3 separate regions of the Homo sapiens genome follow, and all the other regions are linked to region 1. Evidence: chromatin loops called from intact Hi-C (ENCODE). Cell type or tissue: endothelial cell of umbilical vein. All regions are shown on one strand. Links, peaks and the distances in the headings refer to the core of each region. The heading gives the core; the rest is flanking DNA. Region 1 has its middle 190 kb from the start of LINC02650. Region 2 overlaps NRG3 (neuregulin 3). Region 3 overlaps NRG3 (neuregulin 3).

The links. Peaks named below come from ENCODE experiments on the same cell type or tissue, not always from the same donor. Only the 100,000 strongest peaks of a DNase experiment are listed, where the experiment ranks them.
Region 2: a loop joins it to region 1, with 12 times the contacts of the local background. A loop is called at or near these places in 12 of 110 quality-filtered maps.
Region 3: a loop joins it to region 1, with 15 times the contacts of the local background. A loop is called at or near these places in 2 of 110 quality-filtered maps.

Annotation. Positions count from the first base shown.
Region 1 is chr10:83,865,956-83,876,526 of GRCh38, reverse strand. No RefSeq gene overlaps it. Among named protein-coding and RNA genes, the nearest start is that of LINC02650, 190 kb to the right of the region's middle. In endothelial cell of umbilical vein, for the core only: a CTCF peak has its summit at 4,847 (motif pointing right); a DNase peak (open chromatin) is centred at 4,876.
Region 2 is chr10:82,807,275-82,817,845 of GRCh38, reverse strand. All of the region lies in intron 3 of NRG3 (neuregulin 3), which reads right to left. Among named protein-coding and RNA genes, the nearest start is that of NRG3-AS1, 580 kb to the right of the region's middle. RefSeq lists a silencer at 7,246-7,434. In endothelial cell of umbilical vein, for the core only: a CTCF peak has its summit at 6,029 (motif pointing left); no DNase peak of the experiment used is centred there.
Region 3 is chr10:82,929,705-82,940,275 of GRCh38, reverse strand. All of the region lies in intron 4 of NRG3 (neuregulin 3), which reads right to left. Among named protein-coding and RNA genes, the nearest start is that of NRG3-AS1, 700 kb to the right of the region's middle. In endothelial cell of umbilical vein, for the core only: a CTCF peak has its summit at 5,611; no DNase peak of the experiment used is centred there.

The DNA.
Region 1 (10,571 bases), core at 1,422-9,421:
GCAATTCTATCATCATTGGCTCTGAATCTCTGACCCCTGCTGAATGATTGGCTCCTTCCATTTTCCTTTGATTGCTCTCTTCTTGAGTTGCCTCATCTAATTTTATCAAAAGTTTATTTCCCCTCTAAAGCATTTGTATGTTAACGAAAAAGATCTGTAAGTGAAGATAGTTTTTATTTTCTGTGTTTTGTTCTAACAGATGATTATTTTTCTTGTCTGGGCTTGAACAGAGAAAAGCATCAGCAAGGCTCTTGTTGAAAAATTCATCTTGTCGCTGGTGGCAAGAGCCACACTGCAAGAAATAATAAGCCCAGCTGCAGCCGCTGTTCGGATCACAGTAGAGGCGGCAACACCCCTTCCCCCAATTCTTCCTTTCTTTGCTTGCTCTCTGAGCAGCTCTCCATGAAGCTGCTGTGATTTACATATATTGAAATAGCCTGTAAAAAACCCCATAGGATCACCCCCACTTCCCTAACTAGCAGGGCAAAGGATCTCTCCCCCAGGTCAGAAAAATAGCATCCTCCATCATAATCTCGGCTCTGTGGTCTTTGGGGATGCTGTTGGCCATTCAGTCTCTGACAGTCATTTCTTTCTTGGTTCTTACACCAGGCATCCTTTTACCAATTTCTCCCCTTTCAACAGCCACCTAGAGACATATTAAGTTGCTTCCCAGTTTTCTCTGCCTGTGATCAATCACTCCAAACTCAAGGGAAGGACAGAGCGACAACTTCAAGCAAGACCTCCAGGGGATCTCTGCTGGAAATTGTACTTTATTTAAGACCCAGCTCTTGGGACCCTTCCCTTATGAAGTCCACCTGGTCACCAGCATATAGGTTACTGACGCCCTTATAGGCCCATATAGGTTACTGTCTTGAACGCCTCCTGATGAACACACTCATCACACTATATCTCCATGCTCTTTCGATACATTTGTCTATTCAACTAAAGAGAATCCACAGACTTGGGGCACCTTTTGGGAGCAGGGCAAGCATCTCCTTCTTTGCTTTCCCTGAGATCCAGCACCTGGCAGGGAGTTTGTACTTATTAATTATTTTTGGATAAATCAGTGAGCTCTGAAAATACTCAGAAGAATACCTTTACCACTTTCTTCTTTCTCCTGGCCTTGGCTAGAGTTTCTATAGGGAGGGTGCAATTTTGGACCATTCACTTGCTCTCTGGGCAATTGGGATTCCATTTGTAAAAGCCATCCTGACAACAGTGTGGATAGGGCCCATCAGGAACAATGTTTGGTGAGCTCAAGGCTTGCCCGTGAGCTGGGAGCCCCAGGCCCTCTCTGAGAAAAGAAAGGTTTGGGCACTTGTTAGTGTTAGTGATAGGTCAGGGGATATTAGATTTTATAGCTCCTTTAAGGATGCTTAACTTATGTTACCAGAGGGGTCATTTGCAAACCACAGCAGATCAACGAACAGTGAATTTAAGTAGCTGCAGACTTCTTAGTTGCTATCTTCCACACGGAAGAAGAGCTAAGTGTGCCTGCCCTCAGGTTATGAGGTAAGAATCTAATCAGCTAATTCAACATTGACATTCTTCCCATGGATGTCACCTGCATCCTTCTCAGCCAGCCTGGCACTAGGGACACCTGGAGTGCTAGCACTTAAAAGGAAATTCAATTTGTTTTCTCCAGTTCAGTGACTTTGAGGTTAGGGCTCTCATAAGAATTATAAAATAATTCCTAGCCTTTGGTTGTCAAACACCAAAGCTGAGATGTTAGGGAAGTTATCCTGCATAGAATCAGCATTCCTGCAGAGGACTCAGTCCCATGGGTCATTTGCTGGAAGGGATTACATGTACAAGCATGTGCTTTCTCTCAGGCATTTGAGAGTTCGTATTCTGATTGGGCTACATACTGGCCATGAGACCTTTGGCCAGGGACTTCCGCTCTCTGAGCCTTGATTTCCTCACCTAGCAAGAATAAATAATATTAATATTCACCTCAGAATGTTATTTTTTACGATTCAATGAGATACTCTATAAGTCTTAGTCCTGACACCTCATAGGCTCAAAAAAGATGATGGTGATGATGATGATGATGATGATGATGATGATGATGATGATGATAAGCTTGGAACTAGTGATGGGCCTGGAGTCAGACTCAGCTGTTAGATGCAACATGGTCTCTGGAAATATCGAATTTCCATTTCAATGCTTACTTACTTACGGTTGCATACTGACTTTTAAAAATTTTAGAAACATTTATAGGATAATATCCAATTGACATCAATATATTTACTTCCATGATGTTGCTCCACTTTCCACTTTCCCCTTTCCCCAATCTCAGGGAAGCTTTTTATATGTGAAACAACTGAGGCTCAGAGAGGCCAAGATCATTCATAATGTGGGTGAGGCAGAGTCTGGAATAAGGCTATGGTTTTTTGAGCTCAGTTCTCCTAGCTGGGCAGTTTACCACTCTTTGTTCATAAAGTAAAAGGAAAGCTCTGAAATTCCCACTGAAGTATAAATAATGGATCTCCACTAAAGGCATTATCCCTCCTACTAAAATGTTAGGCACCAGGGAGATAGGTAGGAACAAAATGCCCCCTGCCTTAGGGAAACTCCCAGGACTTTATCTAAGCTGTGAAGCTCTAAGAAAGATTAGCATCTGATCCTCAGACAGGTAGGGGGTCACAGCACTGGAGAGGATGGTGAACCATGCAGTCTAGATGGCACTGGGTGGGCCAGTTTTCTGGAGCCAAATGCGGTGATTCCTAGCATATTTGGGGTGGGAAACATGAAGAAAGATGGGCAGTGAGCACCATCACTATGGTGCTGGGATGATTCCTGCCATGGGTGTTCCCTGGGTCTCTATACGTGGTCCACATCTGCTCTGGGGATTTGACTATCAGGAGCCAGAGAGGATCAGTGTGAGGAGTCTGCTGGGCAGATGCAGAGAACAGTGGCCAATGTATGGGCTCAGAAAGATTTTCTGAACATATGTAAATGGTGGCTTTTCACACTAAACATGAGCACACACATGCAAGCTCACACTCACTCACATACACATAGATCCCCAGCTTGGCTTTCTGGGTCCTTTTTTTTTGTGAAGGGGAATTTTACTGTCCTTACCATTGTCACTGGATTTCTCAGAGCCTCCTCTTTTCAGGTATCCCAGGCATGTCCTTTGTACAGCTCCATTTGCGACCTTGAATTTCTCATGCTGTCTGTGTTCTGACTTTGCTGTGATTGTGCTTTCCACCCTGCGTGGCTGCTCTCCTACCCAACGAAGCTGCTCTCTCCCGCAACGAAGCTGCTCTCCCCCCGTCATCATCAGAGATCCCAATGGGGAGTCCACCTATTTCAGGTGCTAAAGCCACTTAAGTCCTGACTTTGGAATCAGAGGCTGCTCTCCCTCAGCACCAATCCATCTCCTGGTGGTTTCAGCTCATTTGTTATTTCTTGCAAACTAGATGGTCACAGCATGGTCTCGACTATATACTCCACCCCCCACTTATTAAGATGTTTCACAAGGAAGTACAAAAAGGTAGTGATGCATTTTAGTTAAAAAATGTGCTCAGCTGATCCATAATTCTGCTCCGAATGGAATTTCGGTCCCATTTCTCTTTCTGACTTTTGCTGATGTTGGGGCCCTGTCTTTACTATTAAGCTGCCTTTGCTGATGAAAAATTACTTTTCTTACATACTGAGGGCCAGCTTCATAGAAATGTGAGCACAGCTTTAGGCTGCAGGAAGAGCAAATCCCAAAGGACTTGGAAAAAAGAGCACTAAGTTTAAATTTCAGGCCAATTACCAGCTCTGCAAACTTGGTCAAATTAATTAGCATTCCCAAGCCTTCATTTATTAAATGAGGGTGTCAACTTTTTGATTGAGAATTAAATGTGATGGTGTATGAAATGGTCCTGGCTCTTAGTAAATGCTTGATAAAAGCCTCATCTCTTTGCTTCTTTGCTTACTACCCCCTATGATAATGCTTACATGTGTTTGGATAAAAATGTCAAACGATGGATGATGTCAGAGACTAATGGCATCATTTCTAAAACTCCAGCAGAATAATAAACAGGACCTCATCTTAGGCCTTGAAACTTCAGATCTGCTGCTAGAGTCAGACAGCAGCATTCAAATTATGTGTGCCTCAAAAAGACAAACATCACATGTTCTCACTTATTTGTGGAATCTAAAAAGTAAAACAATTGAACCCATGGATGTAGAGAGTAGAAGGTTGGTTGCCAGAGGCTGGAAAGGGTAGTGGGAGGTAAGGGAGAGGTAGGGATGGTTAATGGTACAAAAAACCAGAATGAATAAGGCCTAGTATTTGATAGCATAACAGGGTGACTATAGTCAATAAAAACTTAATTGTACATTTTAAAATAACTAAAAGAGTATAATTGGATTGTTTTTTAGCCCAGAGGATAAATGCTTGAGGGGATGGATATCCCATTTCCCATGATGTGGTTATTATGCACCGTATGCCTGTATCAAAACATCTCATGTACCCCATAAATCTGTACACCTACTATGTATCCACACAAATTAAAACAAAAGTTTAAACAACAACAAAATCAAACAAAAACAAAACCAAAAAAACCTGCGTGCCTGCTTCGTTTGAACAAGAATCCTACCAGCTGTTCCTGGGGTGATGACAGCATCTTATTTTGCGTATGGAAAGCACCTAGCATCTATCTGGCACACACAGGGAATGCCTGGTGAATATTAATTACTTTTTCTTTTGTTCAGAGCTGGCAGGAAGTGGGTCATATAGGTGTAAACTAGCCTCGAAGCAGTCGGGCTGCCTTGCGCCCCTGGGCACCTGTTGTGTGGATCCCCGGGCAGAGGCACGGTGGTATCATTAGCTGCAGTGTGAAGCTTCTTCCAGCAGATGTCGCTGTGATACAGGCGTCGCCAGCCGAACATTGCAGGACCTCAGGATCGCCCTGTGGCTGCAGAAAGCGGCAATGCAAGCTGTGACATTTGGGCACATTGTCCATAGGATGTTTACAGAGGCTGCAGTGGGCTTGAAAACAACAAGCATGGGAGTTTGAGTTATAGTAAAGGACAATGAATAAAGAGGAAGGATTTTTTTTTTCAAGAAAAAGGAAATTTTGATGTCAATGGCAGAATGGATGACTGTAAAGGAATGCTTTTAGATGGAGGAAGAGGACACACCTAATCTGAGTGAGGGTGTGGGAGGTTAGGGGAAGTTCAAATGGACATAGACGTTGGATACAAACATCCTCACTCCATATTGTCACTGACATCGTTAATAGTCTATAGTCTTTTTATGCCCCTGGAAACCCACGCTACGTTTTTCAGGGGTCTTTCCTGGATCCTTTAGAAAGGGATAAGTATAGATGTGTTTGAGTACTCCCTTTCTTTACAAGAGAAAGTCCTTTATGGGGCTTTAGAATCTGGAGAAGCTGCAGGCAGTTGCAAGATCAACTTGAATCTTAAATAGCTCTCCATGTAGGGTTTTCAACGATGTACATATATAGATGTGTCCCTTGGGGTTTTCTATTCCTGCACATCCTAGGTTTTCTAGTTGAAGTCACAAGCAGCTACTCCAAATTGTGGGTGTTGCAATTAGGGCATTTACTGATCAAGGCTACCACAGGATGTTTCTGGGGTGAGCAGCTAGAGCTGTAACCATGCAGATAGAAGTGGAGATCGTGGCTTCTGAGCTAACAGAATCCTTACCATGTTGTTTGTTCCTAGGATATGAAGGTTGTGGGTCTGTGCACTTAGCTTCTGACAGAGTAACTCACCTGACCCTTTATCACTACCAACCCAGCAACAACCCTTGGTGAGCTTATGTCATGGCTCCAGGCTGTGCTGGGCTGGGGGAGGGCCAGGCAGAGTTCCCGTGCTTAAGGAGCTTGCCATGTCTTTAGCTTCTTGAAGTGATGAGTAAATGGGTTAGAAGGTAGTTAAAAACCATTGAGGAGACCTAAGTGGAGGCTAAATGAGCTACAAGAATCACCTATGTGCTGGGGGTTGGGGAGACCTGGAAATGGTGAAAGAGATTGGAAGCAAGGTGGGGCAAGGCTTTGGCTTTGAAATATGTGTGGATTTTGTGGGTGAAAAATGAAGGGGGAAGTTTTCCCAGGTGGAGATGAATTGTATGAAAGAGGCAGGAATAAGCCTGGTGTGGGTGGGACGGTGCCTAGAGCAGCCCAGCTAGGCCACTGGGTGAGGTTTGCAGAGTGAAGTGATGCTGACATCAGGAGCAAGTAAACTGAAGATTCCCGTGGCAGATTGAAAAATAAAACAGATCCAGCAGTTACGTTTCCCGGCAGCATGGAACCACTGTGGAAATCCACGTTCTAGGAACTGGCTCCTGCTGTGTTCCTAGCAATGTCCAAGAAAGCTTTCACCAACCCATGGCCCAACCGAAACCTGACATTGCTGGTTGACCCAGTTCTCACCACCTCTGACTCCTACGATTGACTGACCTTTGACTCCAAACGGTACTAGGGGCAAAGGGTGGCAATGTGGGTTGAAATGAGAGAGGTCAAAGCAGGAAGACTGGCAGGAAGGCTCCCACAGACAGTTAGGTATAATCTGACTTGGACCTGCCTAGGAGGGTGGGAATGGCTACAACCAGATGGGGGTCTCTCCCTGAAACATTGCAAAGGGCAATTGGAGGGCTTGGGACTGGCGGGAAGAGGGGGTGAAGCAAAGAGAGGAGTCAGTGATGACTTCCTCTAGACAAGTTTTCTAGCTTTCATGCCTGAGGGCATTGTTAGGCCCCTAAAAGATACAAGGACTTTGAAAAACAGTTTAGATGTATATATTAGGGAAGATAATGAGTACAGTTTGAAACGTGGTATAATTTGAAATGGTGAGATTGAAATAATGGTAGATCACTTACGTGGACATACTAGGCATTTGAAAAGGTGACAGTGTGTCTCTAGAGGATGGAGGGGGATGGAGGGATAGAGCTCCAACCATTAAGGTGTGAGCCACCAGCCTGGCACATGGTAAAGGCAGAGGGTGGCAAGAAGGCAGATCACAGGCCATAGGCCTAGGCCTGAAGTGAAGAGCTGTGCAAGAACTTTCTGTGACCAGGATAATCTGAAAAGAGACCCCTCTCACTTCAAGATGGAATATCCCATTTTCTGCCATTTCTATATCAGTGTCTTGAACACCTATTATCAGGGGAGGAGATAAGAAAGTCATACAGCAACACTCTTGGCCCAGGAAGCACTCTGCAGCTCCTCCATGAGGAATCTGGTAGGCCCCAAATGTTCAGAGATCACCTAGTTCATCTGCCTCCACATAACAAGTGGGGAAACTGAGGCCCAGGAGTCACTGGCATGCCAATGCTGTGCGGTTAGTGAGGGAAGAGAAGACCCTTAGCCAGCCCATGAACTTCAAACTTAATGCCTGTTCCTACTCCCCCTGCAAAAACAGTGTAGAGTTCAAACATGAGCATCAGGCAGGCTTGTGTTCAAATCATGGCACCACCACTTCCTAGGTCTGAGACCTGAGGAAGGCGAGACAGCCTCTCTAAGCCTCAATTCCCTCACCTGGAAAATACAAACAATGAGATTACCAATGACATTAGATCCTATGTGGCTTGTATGAGGGGACACAACCAGGATGCTGAGCACATTGCTGCCAGAGAAGCAGTCAACATTAATTCATTAACGCTTAACTCAGGAAATAGTTATTGTACACCTATTATGCTTCTAGTATCAAGGATAAAACAGTGGGCAAAACCCATGCTACCTCTGCCTCATGGATCTTATAACCTAGAGATGACAGACATTAATTAAAAGATATGAAAAATAATTATCGACGGTATTAGGGACTATCAAGAAAAAGGCAGGGCACTCTTAGGAATGAATAGCAGGACAACCTGGTTTAGTCTAGGGTTCAGGAAAGAGCTGAATGCTGAAGCATGACCAGGAATCCCTCGTGTAGAGAGAAAGGCAGCAGAAGAGCATTCCTGCCAGCAAAAGGAGTCTGCTCAAAGGCCATGAGGTGGGATGGAGGTCCAGTGTTGCTGGATATTAGAGGCATAAAATGACTCTGGGGTGCAGTCCCTAGTTGTTAAGGTCCCCCTCTGCCTTCAGTCTCATTCCAATCTCGATTGATCCTTGCGAGGACAAGGAGACCTCCCCCTCTTATTACTGGAAGGGGGATTAATGAAGTTATTTAATACTATAGACTTAGTAGGTTGAGTGTCTTGGGGAAGATCAGGACACCCTTAGAACCCAACTGCCCTTGTCTCCAGATTGTTCAATTTTCAGCTTCTGTTTAGCATCCTCTTCCCTGCTAAGTCAGAGCCCTGTCCAAACCTTAGCCTTCCTCTACAGCTCACAGGGCTGGACCCCTACATATACCCTTGGCTTCACCTGTGGTGCCATTCCTAGTGCAGTGATCCCCCAGAATGCTGAGGCCACCTGGTAATAAGCGAGCCCCATGGGGAGAGTGGGAGTGGGGACGGTGACAATGGCCTTGACACAGGTAGGTTCTTATCAATTAAAATTGAGAGGTATGCTGTTCCAAGTTACCCAAAGACCCTCTTCCCAGGAGAGAAGCAGCCCTGTGCTCACAAAAGAAGTCACAGTCCAGTCTGGGGAACTGATAGGAATACAGTGAAAAAAGGAAACAGCAGAGTGACCACAGGCTGTACAGCCAGGAGGAAAGAAGAGGTCAGCCCGAGTTAAGTGTTTCAGAACGAAGGCTGTGAAAGGCACATGGCTGTGTGGCTCTGCTAGCCCTGATCCTGATCATTGCACTTGGCTGGGAACCCTTTGCAGCATTACTTCAGTCTCCAGGTTGAGCTTTTCTGAGAGCCAGATCTGCTGGTGGTAAAGGCTGGTTATCACTCCTTTAGACACAGTGCAGAATTGCAGGCCAAAATTATCCCTGGAGGATCTGCTCCATCTCCAGCCCATGCACTTACAGAGTCCTTTTCTTCTGCATTCGCACCCTCTGCATGCCTAGTTTGAGTTTCTCTCTGAACTTCCCAATTTCCCCTTGAAGTTTTAATGAGGAAGAAGGTTTGCTCCTGAGGATGCTGTCCTGGGAGCATCCAGGGCATGGACAACTTAGGTCCTTACAGAAGCAAATCCAGTCATGTTTTATCCTCACAGTTGTAGAGGCTAAAGCCATCCATAGGCACCAAAGAATCTCGTGGCATCTTTGGATTTGAAAGGAACACTGAAGTCTTTTGTCCTGTGCTGTACCCAGTGGATTCCAGAATTCACCTCCTTGGTGATGCTCCATATCATTTAGCGGAATAGGGAACACTAAATACAAGGAATTTTCTCACAGATATGTGTGGCATTATGTAGAATTTATTTGGAAGTTTTTGAGAAAAATGATCTTCTGAGACTCTGGAGTAGAATCTGACAAAGGAGGGTGTGGTGTGCTCCCTGATGCAGGAGGAAGGGATAGACATTTGCTGAATGTATAATAGGAACCCAGCTCAGAATTAGGCATATTACATTGATTTTTCAATGATTCTCAGAACTCTGTGGGCTAGTGGATAATGTCTCAATTTTATAGCCTATCACCCTACTTCCCCATTAAGTGGTAGAGCTAGAATCTGAAATCAAATCTGTTCAACCAAGTCTGCGGTTCTTCCACTAAATCAAGTTGCCTCGTATTTATTTATTTATGCATAGAGGCAGTGAAATCAGAAAATATTTTTCATAGGTGCTGTCTTCTGGAGTTAAAAAATAACACCCAAAAGTAACACTCCTCAAGTCCTGGGTTCTTGTCATCATTCATAAACATTCCTCGATGACAGCCGGTTGCACCTGTCACCCTCCTACCATGAGGAGGGGGAAGACGAGAATTTCTATGAAAGATTTATAGGCTGAGATCAAAGAAGCAGTCAGGGTAAAGTTCAAGCTCGTCCCCAAGGTCTCTTTTTTTTTTTTTTTTTTTTTTTTTTTTTTTTTTTTTTTTTTTTTTTTTTTGAGACGGAGTCTCGCTCTGTCGCCCAGGCCGGACTGCGGACTGCAGTGGCGCAATCTCGGCTCACTGCAAGCTCCGCTTCCCGGGTTCACGCCATTCTCCTGCCTCAGCCTCCCGAGTAGCTGGGACTACAGGCGCCCGCCACCGCCCAAGGTCTCTTTTATTCCTTATGTCAATAAATTCAGTAGCCCCACTCTGAGGTCACACTGATTTGTTTTGTGCTGTATTTTCTACCTTCTATGAGCTGGCACTGTGATAAGCACAGTGGATGTGGGGAGATGGTCCCTGCCAAGTAGCAGAAACACAGATGTAGTTGAGTCATTACAGAGCAGAGTGGTGTGTGTCTCATAGCTGGGCACATGGAGGAGGGAGTCACTGACTGGGGCAGAAGCTACTTAGGGATGGGTCTAGTTCAATGAGCCAAAATGCATTTCTGTAGGGGTGCTTGGGAATGACAGGCAGGACCTGATCTTCTGGAGCCTTGTGTGTCAGGTTATAAAGCTTGTAATTTATCCTTCAGCTGTGGGGAGCCACCGAAAGTCTGGCTTGGTCCCAACCTCTGTGTACTTCTATATCCTCACCTCTCCTCATGGGCGGGTTCTGCCCCACTTCCATTCTTTGGCATGGAGAGGACTGGCCCTGAGGGGAGGCAGGAGATTCTCAGAGCA
Region 2 (10,571 bases), core at 1,343-9,342, 1.1 Mb after region 1:
GATCAGCCACATTATTCTGTGCATTCAGCAGCTACCATGTAAAAGCTGCTATACAAAAAGAAGCAAGGGAGAAAGGCTCTAATGTCTTTTCAGTAGAGAACTCCCCAGGGAAACAGACCTTTTAATGGCTGCTGAATTGAACTTCTAGTGTAATATCCTGGCAAACTTCCTTACCAAGAGTAGCTCTTTTCATCCATTTAGTCCATCTTTATTCGGTGTTTTGGGGCATACACCTTCATTCTTCATGGAGATAAGAGTCCAGGCTTACCTGAATCAAACTTGGACCAATTTGGACAAAATAACCAGGAGTAGAGGTAAGAGAAGCAAACAAAGCAAGTTTATGCAAAAAAAGAAAAAGAACCAACAAGCACAAGTGCCTGGAAACAGGCCACAGAACTCTGAGAACTGTGAGATTTATATGAAATCGCAATTTGCATTGTTCAGGCTTAAAATATAGAAAAAATCTACCATATCAGGTTTGTAGTCCTAGCTCAGGCACCATTTGGCTTTCGGTAACTTATTTAATATTGGTGGGCTTCAGTTTTCTCAGCTATTAAATGGTAATTTTGCTATTGAAATCTGTAGCTTGAGAGATTCATTGAGGTCCTGGAAGAAAGGCAGTCCAGGAACCAAAATGTTCCAAAGGCCACAATGATACAGAAGGGGCTGTTACTTGGAAAGCCATCAGTAGAATTGCTGAATTAAAGGGGAAGAGACAAATGCACAATGCAAGACTGGAAACTGGGGAAATCTTTTCAGCAGCGTGGAAAAGGCAAGATCATTTAGAATTTAAAACCAAAACTGATACAATTTCTTCTACTTCATAGATAAGTACAATTTTGTTCAGGAAAATACTTTGTTACTTTCTAGTAGAGGGGTCCTCATTTATGAAAATACCCACATATTCCTCCATACAAAGTGGAACACTCTCAGGCATGGTCTGGGAAAATGAGGACTGCAACAAAGATATTACGTGTATCTAATGTCCAGAGCTGGGTGCGGGGATGCCAGTTGCAGCAGGAGAAGCATGGCTGGGGCTGCGTGCTCTGCTGAGCCTGTGGGAGCCTGGAACAGCTGGGAGCCCCACCTCCTTCTGAGTTGGGGCTGCTGAGGGTGGCTCAGTGTGGGCCTGCAGGCCCCCTCCACTTGAACAGACTGGGCACTATGGACAACATGATTAAGGAAGTAGGAGGCAGACAGGCTCCTCTGTGGGAAGGGGTAAAGACCCACCTTCAGGTGGAATTCCAGGTGGAGTCCACGGCCAGGAGTGAGAACTTATGGTGCTTTTTCTGGGCCCACCCATGGCTGCCCATGGACCAATCAGCATGCATTTCCTCCCTTCTGAAGCCCAGGAAAACCCTGGACTCAGCTGGACTCACAGAAAGACATCAGGACAACCTGTCTGTGAAAAGTAGCTACCCACTTTGGGTCTCCTCTCTGCTGAGAGCTGGACACTCATCGGGATGACCTGCCTGCGGAAAGGAGCTACCCACTTCGGGTCTCCTGAGAGCTGTTCTGTTGCTCAATGAAGCTCCTCTTTGCCTTGATCACCCTCCAGTTGTCTGCATACCTCATTCGTCCTGGATGTGGGACAAGAACTCGGGATACGCCAAATGGCAGGACTAGAAGAGCTGTAACAAAAAACATGGCTGAAACACCTCACCTCCCACTTGCCACATTGTGGGTGACAAGAAGGAGAGAAGAGCTGTGGCCGTTCAGGGAGCCCAGACATAGGGGATCCCTAAGCCAGGGCTGTGACACCCTTTTTGGGGCTCTGTGGTTCCTGGTGTCTCCAAGCTTCTGGGCAACACCATGTTCCTCTCGTCCAGATGCAGATGCCCAATTATACCATTCAGCCATGCCACATGTACCACATGTGGTCCAGCCACAGCTTCACACAGAGCCAAAACGTGTGCTAGCGCCTGGAGCTGCCTGCCCTGCCATAGCAGCCAGCATGCCTAGCCAGTGCACAGTGGCTGGTCTCCGTGCTTGCTTGCCCACACACCCCTCACTGCTGCACCCCTGGCTCACCCTTAGCAGGTGTGGGATCCAGGCCAGTAGCATGAGCCGAGTGCAGCCTGCCAGGTGAAGTGGGCGGAATAAGCCCAGCAGGTGTGAGCAATACTTAGGCAGAAGGCACAACCGGACACAGAGGTTTCCAGCTGAAACCTCTGTGAACCTCCAGGTGAAGTGACACCTGGAGGATCCCATGACATATACACATGTTACAATGAGAATATTGAGATTTCCAGACCAAAGGGAATTTATAAGTTCATGACATCAGGAGAGGAAAAAGAAGGGTTCTAGCCACATGGGGGAAAGCAGAGAGCTCAAGAGAAAGATCAGGAAGAGAAAATTTTTGAGGAAATTTAGGTAGTAGACACAAAAAATTTAAAGAAACAAAAGTGTCAAACCTCTCATGATGTTTGTTGTAAGCTTTTAAGTGAACACCTCATACATTTCCCCAAAGCTTTGCTATTTCTTTGACAAATGGTGGGGAAATCAATGAAATGGGGCCAGGTCTCACATTTGGGCCAAAGAGTAAAGAGCAGTTGTTCCAGGTGAGATGCAAGGGAGGTCCTGAGTTTAACTGGAACAGAAAATGAAAGCAAAAAGTACCTGGACATTTTATGGAAACTCTGGAGAAGGCACAACAAACTTTCATCAGGATGCCATAGCAAATTTTAAAAAATTATTTCCTAGGATGGTATGACCAAAGCCAACCTCTTACTAACATGGGTTTTGGAAGATACTTCTTTAAACCAGGAGGACGGCGATGACCGCAATGCACACTCTCAGAGCAACAATCATGAGAACATTTTTCTAGAAGCAGATCAGCATGGTGGGTTTGGACTTTTGCTCCAGTACTGAGTAGCTCTGTGATCTCTAGAAGTCTATGCAAACTTTCTGTACTGCACTTTCCTTCTCTGTAAAATGGATACAGTCTCAGGTGGCACAACACAGAGTTGTGAGGATTAAAGGAGGCCTCTCACATAAAGTGCTTAGCAGACTACCAAACATGATAGTGTGCAAGTGTTCACTATGACTCATACAGGCTTAGTGCTGAGAATGAAGTAAGATGATATTTATAAAAGTGCTTTTTAAATTATACAGAAAATACATGTGAAATTGTTGGTTATTATAAAATGAAAATAAAAGAGTAAAATTCTGACTTCTTGGTCCTAAAACTCAAAAAATAATTCTCTCTTAGGCTTTACAGGATGAAATGTTTTCTCATGGGTCAGAAGTAGCTGTCGGCCTTTCTACTATAGAGGCATCATGGGAGGATGAGAGAATACTAAATTATTTAACACTAGGATCAAGAAATTTCCCATATCATAAACCTGGCTCCACAGGCTTCCTCATCAGTGGTAGTCTTCGGGGAGAAGCCCCATGCGGCCTCTGGGTTTTAGAATGTGCATTAGCATTTACTAGTAATGATAGTGATTAATATTATTTATAAAATTAATCCTAGGCAAATCTCTAAACACCCTGTTCTACTCTTTAATGTAAATTAATGATCATTTTATCTTTCTCCATCTCAGTTTAATTAGAATCCACAGTAGTCTATGAATTGGTATGTTTGCCAAAGTTAACTCAATAGTGTATACAAATAGTGGTCAATGAAAAGACCTGTTTGGAAAGCTACATGCTGACATAATTGAAAACCACTTGGTTATGAGTCATAGAGCTTGGGAGGAAATGCTTTCATCTGCTGCAATTCAATTATACTACAAATTACATCAAAGGAGATCCTGATAAAGCCTGCAAAGATAATGGTGAACAATGATTAGCAATGAAAAGAAGAGCATTCCTGGGAGTGAACCGTGCCACCTGCACAGAGTACGAGTAACTTCTAAGTAGCAGCCCTGATGCTCTATGAATCTGGGACTGAGGAGTCACGCGCCAGGCCAGCTGCTGTTTCCCATAGTCCTCTCAAGACCTGTGTGTACACACGTTCCAAGTCATGCTTCAGACACAGCTTTGGGCCCTCAGTTACTTTAAAAATTAAAATTGGGTTTGGAAAGATCGCTTCAATATACAATCTCTAAATTTGATTTGTCAATGATTTTTATGGTCTCCACCACAAAATTCTGAAACGTGATCAGATCTAGGAGTTAAGAGAATGAATATAAATGAGACTGTGTTACAAAAGACAGCCCGTTTAATTAATAAGCATTTTCTGAGCATATTGTTGATAATACAAATAAAGGTGTAAAAGTGTAAATAAAGATCTTTGTTCTCAAGATTACCATGCTCTCGAGGAAGTCTCATATGGAAGCAACTACAATGTTATAATGCAATATACTAAGACTTATTTAAAAAGGTACAGGCTGGGCACGGTGGCTCACATCTGTAATCCCACCACTTTGGGAGGCTGAGGCGGGTGGATCACTTGAGGTCAGGAGTTTGAGACCAGCTTGGCCAACATGGTGAAACCTCATTTCTATTAAAAATACAAAAATTAGCCAGGTGTGGTGGTGGATGCCTGTAATCCCAGCTACTCAGGAGGCTGAGGCAGGAGAATCACTTGAGCCTGGGAGGAAGAGGTTGCAGTGAGCTAAGATTTTGCCACTATACTCCAGCCTGGGCAACAGAGCAAGACCCTGTCTCAAAAAAAAAAAAAAAAAAAAGAGAAACAGAGGGTATGAATAATGATGAATAATGTACTTTGTGTTTTTTTTACTTTAACTTGATTAACTCATCAAAACACTCATACATTTCAGATCTAGGACATGCTGTGGTCTGCCATGAGTGATATGAGCACAGGTTTCAAAGATTGATACCTGCTGATAAATTTCTTGAGTTATTGCATGACTGAAAATGTCTTTCTGTTGCTATTACATTTAAGGACAACATGTCAAGATGTAAAATCTTGGTTCACATTTGATTTTTCTAACACTTTTATAGATGTTTCTTTTTGCTTTCTGGTTTTGACTATTGCAGAGGAGAAATTCAAATTTTGTCTGGTTATCTTCTTTGAAATAAACATATTTTTTGTACTATGTAGAATAAAACATCTAACTTTTGCTTTGCAGTTTCAAAACTTATCAGAAAATGTCTACATGTTAGTTTCTACTGAGTAATTTTATTTGAGTGTGATAAGCCAGGTTTCTCAATATTTCTATGGTCCTGAGTTTTGTTTCATTCATAACTCTTATGCTAATTTTTATCTCCTGAGAGGTTGCTTTTGCATCCTGAGTGTGCTTTTTAAATTCATTTTTTGTTTTATTGATGTGGTTTTTAGCAGTGTTGATTCTACATTTTCCATATACAATAAAGATCTTATTTTTATTTCACCCACATTTTACTATAATTATGTCAGTTTAATAGAAGCAGTATTATTTTTTATCTCACCTAGGATTAAATGAAAAATAACTAGGCTTAACATTTTATTTTGCTTCATGTCAAAATGTAAATTTCAAAGTAGACTTTTTGTTCTTGAGCCGAAGAACCTTCATTGGTTGGTTGGTTCTAGTAATTTGCCTCAAAGAAAAACAAAACAAAAAAGCAAAACAAACCACATATCTTTAAATTTGGGTTGTTAATTTTCAGCATTTTGACCAGAAATCTAGGTGCCTTGCTTCTCAAAGGATGATTCAGGGACTAGGAATATCAGCATCAACTGAGAGGAGACTGGGAGAAATAGAGGATCTTAGATTCCCACACAGACATAGCGAACTGGAACCTACATTTCAACAAGATCTCCACATAATTATATACATATTAACATTTGAGAAACCCTGGTCTAGAAGAGCCATGTATTTGGTTGTTGGGAGTCATTTAACTCAGCTGAGCTATCAGGCTTCATACCAACACTGAAGCCAGCTGACATCTCTTTAAGTTTCTGTCTCTAAAGTGTGGCTTGAAGACAACATGCTTGCCAAGCTCTGGTGTGACCAAAGATTGTAGGATCCAGTCTACAAGGTGTTTTACATGTTTATTCAGTCAACTATCATGGTTTCTTCCCTGAAGTATGGATTAAGACAGACTGGGCAATCCAACTCTGAAAATTTCAAAGCCTGCCCCCTGGAGGACTGCTGGTGAATGCAGCTCCATGGCAGGGAAGGAAAGCAATTGAACAGGAAGAGCTTGCCTCAGTCCAGGCAGGTGTTGAAATACGGGCCTATTAATGTTCACAGTTTTATTTTGCTTTATCTCTAAGGATCTAATTAATTTAGAGATCATTGCTTTTACTGTCAATGTGGAATAAAGATGATGAATGGACTAACCTCGGCATGTGCAGCCCAAATTGGTGTATTCCCAATGGTTCCTACTGCCTGTCACCTTTACTTTTCACCTGTTCCACAAGTGTTACAATAGAATCTAATAGGAAGGTAGCTCTAAGCCAAATGGGTCACTGATATCTCCCCAGAATTTCACCATTGCAGGAGAAACAAAAGCTGGTTAAAATTCCAAAAACTTTAGAAGGTCGCCACAAGCCTCCCTTTCTAAAAAGGGAACGCACATCATTGACATACAAGTTCTTTCTGCCCTTTTGTTTATTCAACGAATATTTAATGGATACAGAAGTAGGCTCTGGTGATATGGCAGTGAACAAACAGGTGAAGCTTCTTCCTTCATAGAGTTTGTTATCTAGTGAAAATATAAACATTACAAAACAAATCATGTGAAGATGGTTATAAGTCATATGAAGCAATACATATCATGGTAAAGAGCTAGGCAGGCATTCATTGCCAGGCGTTTGTATGTATATATGCTTGGGAGACAGATATGGCTATTTTGCAAAGGAGGCTCAAAGGAGCCCCCAGTGAAAAAGTGAATTTCAGTGGAGATTTGAAGGAAGTGAAGGAAGGGGCCCTGCAAATGACTAAAGGAAGAACACTGCAAGTAAAGGACACACAAGGACACCTCTCCATAGTAGGGCAGTAGTATATTTTATTCTGAAAATTCATAAGAATTTAAAGAGAAAAATGTATGACATACCCATTAAAATTAGATAACAAATCCTGTTTTTAGTGGCTTTTAAGTATTAATATCTTGTATGTCTCCCTATTCTTCCTATTACCAGCGACCTAGTTCACACCCTCAGCATCACTGGCTTGGACTATTGCAGTCGCTTCTTCTTTTTTTTTTTTTTTTTTTTAGGCTGGAGTGCAGTGGTGCGATCTTGGCTCACCACAACTTCCGTCTCCCGGGTTCAAGTGATTCTCCTGCCTCCGCCTCCCGAGTTGCTGGGATTACAGGCACCCACCAGCACGCCTGGCTAATTTTTGTATTTTTAGTAGAGACGGGGTTTCACCACGTTGGCCAGGCTGGTCTCAAACTCCTGACATCAGGTGATCCACCTGCCTCGGCCTCCCAAAGTGCTGGGATTACAGGCGTGAGCCACAGTGCCTGGCCTTCAGTCACTTCTTTACTGATCTGTTTGTCTTTAGTCACATACTAATCCAGTCCATTTTAAGCAAAAATGAACCTAGTGCAACATCTCAGCCTAAAACTCTTCAAAAACATTCACATAGAAAAAAACAGCATTGGAGATCCACTGCTAAATCATTCACAACTGTCAATCCCAAATGGATTTTATACTTAAGTATAAAAACCAGATCTTTAAAACTTTTCAAAGGAAATAGACCAATACATATCCATAACCTTAGGGTAGGGCTACTTTTAAACAAGACATGAAGCACACAAAGAATTAGGATGGGCTGATATCTTTAACTGTACTACAATTAAGAACCTCTGCCTGTCAAAATCATAGGGCAAGCCATAAACTGGGAGGTAATTTACAAGACACATAATTGCCAAAGGAATTAGTATCCAGAATATGTAAAAAATACCTATCCTATATATATCAATAAGAAAAAGCAACTTTCAAATCAGGAGTTGGCTTTCACAAGAGCAGAAATATAAAAATCAACAAGTTATAAGAAAAAAAAAAACCTGTGTAGAAATTGGATTATTGAAATGCCTTTACAACCCAGTAGATTATCTTAAATTTAAAAAAAATAATGAAGTTTTATTGACAAGGTCATGGAAAGCAGATTGTGAGAATGGGGGTGTAAATCACTGAAAAAAACCTGGAAAACTACTTAGGATTATCTCTTGCAGAATTAAAGATGAATATTTCTTACATAAAAATTCTCTAGTGTCATTGATAGTAAAGCAAAAATCTAGAAACAAGAAATGAGGTTGAAACACAAATGAACCCTGAAAGTAAATTCTCTACAGCCACGTTAACAGGGACAAATCTCACAAACATAAGGTTGAATTTCTTAAAAATCACCAAAATATACATTATGTGTTAAAACTATTTAAATACGTTTCTGTATGATAAGATATAATATATTATGGGGACATAGTTACAAACTTAGGAATGCTAAGGAAGATAATTTACATCTCAGAGGAGCACAGGACTTGTCTCAATGGTGTTATTATGTTCACATTTTTTAAATGGGGTACATGGGAATACTAATGTTGTTTTTTTCACATTTTATAAATATAATATATATTTTTTGTATAAATGATATATTTTATGATTATAAAGAAGAAGAATGAGTGTTGAAAACAGTGGATCTTTGGTTCAAATCCCATATCTTCTACTTTGTTTAATATGCCCTGAGACTCATCATTTTTTTTCTCCTTTACATACACAACTGAATTGCATACACAGTCACTAGCACAATCATTGGCAAATGGCGAGTACTAAATATATATTGGATAATATGGGATGGGGCTCTTTAATGGCTTCTCATGGCTGTTCCCTTCTTTGCATGGTGCATGTGTTGTCTTGAACTGGCCTTGACCCTCTTGTCCAACTTCATATCCCACCATCGCCTCCTCTCAGTCACTGCTACAGCATATGCCAGCATTCCTCATTTCTTTGCCTTCAGTACTAAACCCATTGATCTGCCATTATTCCTCAAGGCTCAAGCCAAATAGCACCTCTACTGTGAACAGACAACACTGTAGCACTGACCCCAATACATGTAATTCATGCAATTTTAGTAAAAATTCACGTAATTTTAGTGTTTATATGTGGGTTTAATCATAATATTATGGCAGGAGCCATATATTGTTTTATCATCTTATCCCAGGACAGGTGAAAAAACAATAAATAAGTAGCTGTATAAGGAATAAATTCATAATTTTGAGATTACTTTAGTTGTCTAAATTCCGGGTTTGATTTAAAACATGAAGCATGGGTAATTCTATTAATCATAAATAGGTAAAAGTTTTGTCATTGCAGAAAAAGCTAATGAAGTATTTCTAAAAAATAACAGTTTAATTGGAGAGATTTTTTTCATTCTAAGGCTATCTAAAAAAGTTAATCACATATATAATCATCTATGAAAGATCTCACACATTTATATTATCATAAAAATATCTCAAAATTAAAAGAAAAATGTGTGTGTTTAATTACATAATGTCACTGATCACCAAAAATTATAAGTAATTTGTAATAGTAAAATGAAATGAGTCGACTCCTTTATTGAATTTAAATGAATTTGAATATTTATTTTCTGGAACATTTAGTAAAATGATCTCAATGTATCATTCAGATTTAACTGTGTGATACACAGTGTAAGTAGAAACTGTATTTATAAGCTATAAACAAAATGAAAGGAGAAACTCTAAGGTGCTTATTCAAAATAGCGACTTGACTACTGTGCTTTTTTTTTTTTACTACGTGTGTAGAAATTATGTTTGAGGGGCATTTATGAGAGCAATTATTCAAGATACATGAAAAATGAGATGAAAATAAGTGAAGAACCTACGAATTAACCATAAATGTTCCTCATTCACAACACAGAAAGGGTAACACCAGATACATCTACCCCCTTACGATAATGGGAGTCAATTTATTGGAGAAAATTTTTGCAGTTATTGAGAAAGATGAAGAAGGAAAGAAATTGTCTGTGAGAGGAGACTATTTAGGTAAAGAAAGAAAAAGGATTTGTAAACAAGGAATAGTACTGTGAGTCCCTGGACTGTTTCAAAGAAAATTAGATGTGTTTTGTGAAAAAATAAATGAAATAAATTTATTTAAAAAGTATGCCATATGACTGTCTTTGCAGCCATATAAGAGAAGACAGGAAACAGGGAAAAAGGGAAAAAGAAGCTTGCTTTGGAGGCATGATGTATAAATCAGTATTTCTCACTCTTGAATGTGCATAGGATTCATCAAGGGAGCTTATTATTAATAAAACAAAGATTCTGAAGCAGTTTGCTTTGGGGTGGCACTTGAGATTCTGTGTATCTAACAAGCTCCCAGATGATGCTGATGTTGCTGGCCTTGGATCACACTTTAAATTCCAACAAGAAAGGAAATTACATTGTAGTCCTATGGATGTGTGTTCACATCCTAACTCTGATTCATGTAATTATGTATTCTGGACTCATGGAGGCCTCTGAACTTTACATAGGTGGACATGAGTAGCAACACTCCACACACCCCGTTGCAAGGTAATGAAATAATGTTAGCAAATCCCCAGACACAAAGTAGGTATTCATGACTGTCAGTTCCCCTTATTGAGTCCTTGCAAGTTTACTTGCTCAAATTGATGTTATTGAACATGCAGTAATTATTATATTTCAAGTGTAATGAA
Region 3 (10,571 bases), core at 779-8,778, 940 kb after region 1:
CCTCGATAAGAACTGGAAAACAAAAGAATTGTGTGAGCCACCAGTTTGTGGTGCTTTGTTACAGCAGCCCTAGCAAGTTAATCTGCCCACCGATCCCTAAAAGCTCAGAATAAATACTATTAAGCCTGAAAATTCTTCCCAAGCTTCCCTTCTGCATTCCTTTTGCACCTTTTCCATAACTGCATGGTCTTGTACCAAAAATGCACATACCCATTTCTCAAAAGCCCCTCAAGGACAAGGATATGATCTTTATTTCTGGATAGTTGTATGTGGCTAATGCTGGCTGTGCACTAGGGCCTCACTACAAAAGCCTCTGGTGAACTCAATAGCTTCTGAGCTGGATGTCTAAGGACATTTACCAGTGGTCTTCTGCTTGGTGGGGCAATAAAAAGAGGCAGCAATTTCTTGAGGTGGGGGAGGAGGTAGAAAGTTACATTTACCCTAGGGATTCATTTTCTTGCTCTTTGCAGTCAACTGCATAATACTACACTTAAAAAAACATTGAAAGGTGGGGCGCCGTGGCTCACACCCGTAATCTCAGCACTTCGGGAGGCCGAGGCGGGTGGATCACGAGGTCAGGAGATGGAGACCATCCTGGCTAACACGATGAAACCCCATCTCTACTAAAAATACGAAAAATTAGCAGGGCGTGGTGGTGGGCGCCTGTAGTCCCAGCTACTCGGAAGGCTGAGGCAGGAGAAAGGCGTGAACCCGGGAGGCGGAGCTTGCAGTGAGCAGATTGCACCACTGCACTCCAGCCTGGGTGACAGAGGGAGGCTCCGTCTCAAACAACAACAACAACAACAAAAAACCAATAACAACAACAACAAACAACAACAACAACAAAGGAAAAACTGAAATAATTACTTTATAATAATGTTGATACTCTATAGTTTATCTTATTTCTACGCAAAATGCTTTTAGATGTGCATTATCAGTTAAAGTTGATATTTAAGGGTAAATAACAGTTTAAATTCATAAACATCTGTATTCTCAGCCTGTCATTTTCCTTTCTTCCCCTGCACCCCCACCAAATATAAACCTTTCCTGTAATAACCGCTTATCTCCTCCCCTCCTTTCACAAACAGTGCATCTCTGGCTGACTATAGATAAGTGAATGTTATAAGACATATTTTGAAAAGAAAATGAAAAGCCCTGGGTCTTCTCATTAATATGTCTAATATGCACTGGCTTTCCAAGTGCTATTTCTTCCACAAATAAATTATAAGTAAAAAGCAACCTGCATCAAGTTATATCTACCAGTGAGTTTTCAATGCTAAGATAATCCCAGTCTGTGGTGTCCGAGTTCACTTTTAAAAGATCTGTTAACTCCATTTTTCCTGAACCTATAATAGCTGTCCCCCACTCCTTACCCTCAATTCTAGGTTTTATCACTTAGGATTCACTGTTCATTGGCAAAGTCACATTCTAGGAGCAAGACATGTGACTTGGAACAATAACATTTCATTTTCTTGACAACAGGGAGAATCTGACCCAGCGGTTTAAGGGAATCTTCTAGCTGTGACCTATTTAGATGGAGTAGGGATTCTAACCCACTAAAGACCGTTTAACTTTGCTTCACAGAACATTCAGGACCAAGGTAACACACAACCTTCTCCATATTGGTGTAATGGGGCTTCACTTCTCTCAGACAGATGAGGTGTAAGCTAAAGGAATCTAACTCCTTTACCACAGGTATTGGCAGTGATCCTGGAAGATCTACAAACATAATCAGCAAAGTCAGCTCTTTGCATAGGTGCGCAGGCTGAGAGCCCTGTGGCTATTTGACTTCCCAGGCTTAAGTTGTAACTATCCCATCAGGAGCTGTCTCGAGTCAGGTGGATATCAGACTGCATAGAGCAGGCATATGGACTCCAGGCAGGGGTTCTCTCCTCTGGCTATACATTAGAAACACCTCGGGAGCTTCTCAAATACACCAACAACTGAACCCCAGCCCAGAGCAGATCTGAATTTCCAGCACTAGGAAGCTAGATCTGTGTACGTTCAAATCTACCTAAAGCGCTGAAGTTGAAAACCTCAGGTCTAGAAGTAGAGCATCCAGTCTGGACCAGCATGATCCAACAGAAATATAATGCAAGCCACATGTATAATTTCAGCTTCCAAAGCTTTCTAGTAGGCACCGTAGAAGCAATCCAATCAATCAATCAGTCAATCAAGGGAGAAATTCGCTTTAATTATACATTTTATTTGACCCAACATATATAAAATAGTATCACTTCAATACAGAATAGCTATAAAATATTAATGAAATATTTTATATTGTTTTGGCGCTAAGTCTTTGAAATCCAGTGGGGCTTTTTATATGAGACTTACCGTATATGAGACTTACAGCTCATTTCAGGCTAGCCATGTTTCAAGTGTTCAACTGTGCTGATTTTACCCTAAAACTGCCTCCTTACAGATTCTAAGTTTGGTCTAATGGTTTCTCTGTACATAGTGAATTTTAACCTAACAATATGCCCAAATAGACTGTAACCTACTCCTGTACCAATCACTGAGTTTCAGCTAATCACAGTCAGTCAACTGTTCAAACTGTGTTCAAATGAATGCCGAGTTACTATAACCAGCTGTTTCTGTACCTCACTTCTGTTTTCTGTAGGCCACTTTCCCTTCTCCCATAAATTCCCTGCTTCCGTAAATTCTCTTACACCTTCCGGCAGTGCCAAAGTCACTCTGAATGTAATTTGGTGCAGAGGGCTACCCCTTCACAAATTGCTCTATTAAAGTCTGTTAAATTTAACTTTTCTCCAGTTTTTCTTTTAATGACCATCACATGTTTGTGGCTACCACGTTGAATAGTGCAGACTGATAGTCGGAAAGCACAGATCTGTTCCCAGGGTCTCGCTCTATTTACCTGACTTTCGGCAATTTTATTTAACCTGTCTATGACTCAGTTTTTGATGTGAAATGTGGTGATGATCATAATATCTGCCTACTGGGTCACTGGAAGATTAAATGAGATGCTTTGTACCATGCATTTACTGAGCACAGTGTCTGGCTCACTTCCAGTGTTAATAAAATATAATTGGTTTCTACTATATTATTACCATTATTTTAATATATCATAGAACCCATTGTAAAAACTGAATTTGAGAGGTAACATGTAAACTATTTGAAAACAATTTCCAATTCCTCAAGTGCATAAGAAAAATGAAGAATTAAAAGAGTGTTGTAGTCAAACTCATTAGTTTCAGGTACAGAGTCATACTGATGCTCCACGAATCATAATAATGATAGTCACAGCAATAATAAATATATAATCTCTTTTATAAATATCAGTGCTGATAATATTCAACTTAATTCATTTTAACTTGATTTTTCAAAGATTTATCTTAAGGATATATGTAAACTACAGATGGAAATCCAATAGCATGGCTCACCCCTCTTCTTGGAGATTTTGTTATCCCTGCCCCTCCACTGCCTGCTTTGTAACCTACTCCTATGTTTAACAGTTGTCTTCCTCTACTTGCTCATAGTGTCTTTTTAATTTTTTTAAATATATTTACTTATTTTTAAATTGACATATGAAATTATATGTGTTTATTGTGTACAATGTTTTGAAGTATATATACATTGTGGAATGGTTAAATCGAGCTGATTAACAAACACATTACCTCACATGGTTATCATTTTTGTGGGGAAAAGACTGAATATACACTCTATGGGCATTTTTCAACAATACAAAATATCATCATTGACTATAGCTGCCCTGCTGCACAATAGGTCTCTTGAACTTATTCCTTCTATCCAACTGCAGATATGTATTATTTGACCAACATCTCCCCGACCCCATCTTCCCCCTAAACCCTATGGCCTCTCATAACCATCATTCTATTCTCAATTTCCATGAGAACAGCTTTTTTTAGATTCCATATATCATGTGGTATTTGTCTTGCTTTGCCTGGCTTATTTTACTTAATAATGTCTTCAGTTTCACCCATGCTCATGGTTTCTAGTTCCCCTGGAATCTGACTTGCACATGGTCTTGCTGAACCACATCTCTTACTTCACCTAAGAATATCCTTTCATTACTGTCCATGTTGTGAAACATCACAATCTTTTATTTTTTCAAAATTCAAATTCCTGCCCTTTACAATAAACTTTAAAGGTTAATACATAACAAAAATGCATAATTCATAAATTTACACTGTGAGAAAATTTTACAAAATGAACACACATAGGTACTCAATGCTCAGACCAAGAAATGGAATATGATCCATACCCCTGTATACACTGCTTCCTAATTACTAGCCACCTTCTCTACCCATGTAACTATTAAACTGACATCTAATACCAAAAGCTAGTTGTATCTATTTTTGATCTTTATGTAAATAGAATCATACCATATGTTCTTTATATGTCTAGATTTTTTTTTTTTGCTCAGTATTATGTTATAAGATTCAATATGTTGTTGCAGGTAGCTATGGCTCATTTATCATTGTTTCTATTAAAAATAAAAAAAAATTATCCAGGCGTGGTGGCACGCACCTGTAGTCCCAGCTACATGGGAGGTTGAGACAGGAGAATCGCTTGAACCCAGGAGGCAGAGGTTTCAGTTAGCTGAGATCGCGCCACTGCACTCTGCACTCCAGCCTGGGTGACAGAGCGAGACTCCGTTTAAAAAAAAAGAGAAAAATAATAACATAGAATTACTGTTATCATTTTTTGCTATTATAAATAATAGATTACCTGTTTTCTAAAACTTGTAATAAGTCATGGGCGTTGTTTATGTTAGTGCTCATAGGTCTATCTCATCCTTTTAAGTGGCTGCAGAATATTCTGTCATATGGTAAAGTCATATGGACATTTATTTTATTTCTACTATTGCCTAACTATAATCACTGTTGAGATAAAGAGCCTTGTGTACTTGTGGTAAGTACATTTTAAATAGAATACTGATCATCTGTAAGGTGTGTGGAAAAGACAACAAAGAAAGAAAGAAGAAATCATATGAAAGAAATGAAATAAAATGCCTCTGAGTAACTAGGAGTTCTAGAGACGATCTCGTTCTTCCCCATTCTGATATTTGGCATTTCTCAGACTAACAGCTCTCCCAATCTTGACCTTGTACAAATCTTGTTGATAAACCTTACCTATACAAAAAGTGCAAGTCAGCATTCTCCAGCAAAGAAGAGGTCTAACTGGCAAATATATTGATGTATTCAGTGACAGAGATTACCCCCAGGTATCCTTAATTCACAGATATGAATGGAAAATCCTGATTCACCAGGTCTTTGAAGAAAATCTTAGTGATAAGTTCCCAGAGTAAGGCATGAAGTGTTTATATAAATAGGCCTCTAGGATGGACCTTAAAAGTATCCATAAAAAAAATATTGGCCTGTTTTACAAACCCACGGTATGGTGATTTCCAGCATTTAATGTTGGACATTGTGGTCCACTGAAAAGTTTGTAAGTGCTAAGTTCAGAAAGATTTGAGTCAAGTGATACTTTTGACATTTAAAAATTGTGCGCCTTTTAAGCCTCATCTCTTTTACCTAAACAGAGGGCAGGAGGAGTTAATTACTGATACACAATAATTATATACTGCAGTTATCCATTTCCTTACCAGATAAGTTAGGATGCTAGATGAGAAACAAGTTGTCATCCAGCAGTGAGAGCAATTTGGTTCCTACTCTGTAGTGACACCAACAGGCGTTTGGTGATAAGTGTGCCTCAGCAGCCAGTGCTCTACAGGATCTAAGGATGATGGACTTAGTACCCAGAGATAAGAACAATCATAGTTCAAGAGAGGCAGAAGCAATAGAGGTGTCTGCTACTCCAATAATTAGTAAAAGCAGCAAATCTCTGGAAGATAAATGCAGAAGCAAGACAATCCATACATGACCCACAAGGTGATTGGAGGATACGGTTACAGCTGAACTGAATAGAATTTTAAGGTCTCTGGGGACTTCTCAAGTCTCTACTGTGTCTATGTAGACAACCTCCAATTATAAAAAGTATGTAGAGTATTTAAGTTTACTTTATGTCCTAACCGCATTATGGCAATAGTTCTTGTGACAGCAATTGTACCCAGACAGCTGTAGAGATTGCTGTTTTTTCTACATGCCCATTCATGTTTAGAGAAAAGTGAATCTCTTTTGGCATCATAAGCTGCATTAAGTCTATCTTTTATTTTGTATTTCTGATTCTTTGATATCTGGTTCTTCCTGACCCTGAAGGAATTTCCCCTCTCAGGACTAACCAGTTCCTAGAGATAGAAAATAAATTGCCCGAGCACACACTTTTCAAATAAAAACCAACCCAATCCAGAGCCCAGACCCCCATTTACCTCCTTTTTTGGGATTCCATACTCAAGACCATTATCTTTTCAATGGCAATCATTTCATGATCAGTTGGCCTTACCACATCTCAAAATTTCTGTTAATACACTCTATTTTAGAACATGGGATATTGAAATAAGTATTTCAAAACGATCATATGCCATGCTAAAAATGTATTAATATTTAAAAATTTTGAAAATATATCTCCTTTCCAACACAAAAGAGGTGCTTAGATCAATCTTTCAATGCAACTCACAGGACTAAGTCATAAAGATTTCACCACTAATAGAATTAAAATGTAAGATTAGCATAACGTTACCATCTACATTTATTGGGTTCCCTGATGCATCTGACATTAGAAACTGTTCTAGGATTATACTTTGGCTATAAAGACGAATGAGGCACAATTACACAACTTCTGCAATCTAGCTGGCGAATGGACACAAAATAAATAGGAAATAGTGTGGTAGGTGTTAATGAACTACGAGCAAATTGGAATTCAAATATAATGGGGTAGGATAGAGGATAATTTGCCCATACCTGAGACTTGGGAAGTGACAAAGAAGGCCTCAGAGAAGACATTAGGAACAGTTGCCTGAGTGGTTGTGCAGCAGAGGTACAACCATACTTCTTTCTACTTGTGACAATGACTTAGGGCAATGTAAGAAACCCAGCTTATGCCACATGCTTACTTCCCAAGATCCAGATGCAAATAAATAAATAAATAAATAAATAAAAGCCACAGTCCTACTCACTCTGTCAACACAAGTTGACTGTCGGATGAGATTCCCAGGAACTGGAGAGAAATGCCTCTACTGCTGCCTGGACTACAGGGTTGTGAAGGCTCCTATGCTGCTCAGCTTTCAAGGAGCTCAAAATCTGAGAAAATTTGCTGCTTCCATATGTGAGTTAGCTAAGAATCTTTTTTCACTTGAATCATGACTCATTTAAAGATTTCTGGAAGAAGAATAAAGAGGGAGAGAAGAAGGGAAAGAAGAGAAGAGAAGAAAGGCGAGTGAAGAACAGATTGGAAAAGGAGAGTTAGAAAGGAAGGGAGAAGATAAGACTGGATATCAAGGGGAAAGGAGGAGAAGGGAGAGGAGGAAGAAACCGTCATTTACTGCCTGTGTGTCTTCATCCTGGATCACCCTATTTGCTGATGACCACAAGGTCTCTGACGAGTGACCTTCCTCCTCTTTAGAAGATTGAAATGTAACAGAGCTGCACTTCTCTCATTTAGAGAATGTGATTTGTTCAGTTTGTGTAAAAAGCCATGCAGGGCAGGGATCTCAGGGAGTGCCAGACGCTCCACTGTGAGCTTGCAGGAGAGAAGCAGTCAGTGTTTCCGGAATCATCTGATCCTGCTGAGTTGGATGCTGGCCACAGAGAGCCCCAGTCAGAGGTGGAAAGATCCAACATGTTCTTTATGCCATCCACATACACTACTAGCTCAGGGTGGTGGCAAACCCAGCTATCAAGTCTGCATACTCAAATTGGTACCTTACCAATGCCCAAATTAAGAGAACATTCAATTAAAGAGCCCAATAACTTCTAGCATAACATTATGACATCCGAACAATTGTTAACATATCTTGCTTGAATTTATGGAAAGAATAAAAACAGGTGACATCTCAATCACCCTAAATTGAATTTACTCAATTTGTATTGTTGCTGTTAGAGACATTAATGAAGGTGAGGGTAATGTGAACTATGGTGTGTAGCGGTGAGGTCAGAATTGCAAAGTAAGAAGGCTGTCCTACGGAATCCTAAATTTCAAACAGCCGCCATAGAGAGGAAAACAAAGTACTGGCCACAGAATGAAACCTGTCGGAAAGCAGGTGAAGGAATGGAGAGAAGGAGATGGAACTTGGAGTGCTGCTGCAGAAGATTTGGGGATGCTGCACAAGATCCCTGTGGTCCTTCCCATGGGCAGGTGGGAGCTAAGACTGTAAACTGTTCAAGGCAAATATCCAGGGATGATCCTATAGGCCAGATAAGGTAGAAGAATTTTATCTTCATTTCACAAATGAAGAAACAAAAGCTCAAAGAGGCTAAACGATGTATGAGGAAAATACCTGGGACTCAAACACATGCTGTAACTCCAGATTGCCATAAATGTTTGCTCTTTTCCTAATCTTTTCCCCACACCTGAGGAAGCTGAAAGGGATATCATTCATCCTCCCTCTTGCACTCAGACGGCAGACTGCAGGAGACTCCCGTGCAAACCAAAACTGAGCAAAACTAGAAACATAAACACAGAAAGTGTTTTATTAAAAAACAACAACAAAGCAAAACAAAAAAGCCCTAACAATAACCTTGGCCCTCAAGGACCTCAAAATCCAATAGAAGAGTCAATGAAGGTTTCAAAATGCAATGAACGAAGTTTCAGGAGAGAAATGAAAACTAGAAGGAGAAGTGAGGATATAGGAATTTCCACTATTGAATATTTAATAATTCTGTGGCAGGTACTCTGAGGAACATATAATTAACTTCTTTGTGCTCTTTTCTGAGGTCTGAAGATCCCAAGACAGCTTCCCAAGGTTATATACTCAGAAGGTGAAAGGTAGAGGCAAGATTCCAACCCAAATTGTGTCTGGCTCCAAAGTTCAAGCATGTCTTGCTTCATTACCTCCTTCATTAACATTTATTTAACCTTGAAGTCAGATGGAAAGTATCTCAAAAATAAATTTATTTTATCAATAAAGGATGGATGAATATGTAAATAAAGTTGGTAAGCTTTCTATTCCTGCTGATGGAGTAAATGGGTGATATGAAGGAAATTGGATCGGGCATGGCTCCCAAATTTCTAGTATAGACAAAAATTGGATAGTATTGGTACTGCAAGAGGGAGCAGAACAAAGCAGTTAGTGGAGGGGATGTGTGCAGTGGCTGCTTGTCCTTCATGCCCTGGGCCTGTCTTAACCTGTGAGTCTTTCTTTTTGCCATCGCCTCCTATACTCTGCTCCAGGCTCCTGTCAGTGCATCCTGCTGTCACTTCCAAATGACAGTACATTTTGTTCCTTCTGCCTGGAAAGGCCTCCCTGCTTCTCTCAATCCATCCACCAAACTATAAGCATGTCATTTAGACCTAAGATTTTCATGAAGAGGAAGTTTTCTGTCATCCCCCACCACCCACCACGAGTCCCATAGATGGGGTTCCCAGTATGAGCTTCTAGGAAAGCCAGTGAAAGTAACCTCCATTGGATCAAGTGTCACCTTGTGTTGCAATCACTCCACTCATTTTTTATCTTCACTTTGATCTGCAAGCACCTTGGCAGTTTTGCTGACTGTTTTGTTCCTATACCCTAAAAGAAAATATGGAAAAAACTATATAACATAAATGCACCCAGACTGAACTCTAAACTGGCACACACAATAGAGACATCTAAGAAATTAAGACCATGTGTTCCTGAACATCCAGACAATATACACAATCAAGTATCTTGGGGACCCAGTTAAGGCATATTATCCACCCTATTGCTGGGTTTGTTCACATCCGAAAAGGCACTCAAAAGTCATTAGACTGAGATCCCCTTGCAATTCTCAGTATCTCTGAAGTTTATCGTTATCCCTGAAGTGTCTCTGAAGACAGATAGTCCTGTTTATAAATTCTATTAATTAAATATCCCTTCTTAAATTCCACCACTATGCTAACCATAGTAGGTACGTCATAGCATAACATATTCTATGTCACAAATATTACCAGCTACACTGCAAATAAATTGCCACACAAGGGGAAACTGTGAATAAAAAACTGGTGTGCAGGTTCTAACAACAGTACTGAGGACATCTAAAGGACACTCCCATCTCTCTTCTTTCTTTTAATGCCTCGTGCTACTCACACATGTTATTACCTTGAGAAAAAGTTCACAAAGTGACACTCCTGGATGAACCCAACAATTATGAACGATCTAAAGCCACAGGGAAGCTCATGTACCTAAGGAAGAAATGGGCAGATATTCTGGATGCTCTATTGCCACTACAAGTTTAGGCAACCCAGCAGGGGGGTCTGCGAGAACTAAAAGCCCATCAAAATCCCTCTTTGTGTTGTATATTATAAAGATTCATTTTTTTTCTTTTTCCTTTTTTTTTTTTTTTGAGATGGAGTCTCGGTCTGTCTCCCAGGCTGGAGTGCAGTGGCACAATCTCGGCTCACTGCAACCTCTGCCTCCCACCTTCAAGCAATTCTCCTGCCTCAGCCACCATAGCTGTGATTACAGGTGCCAACCACCATGCCTGGCTAATTTTTGTATTTTTAGTAGACATGGG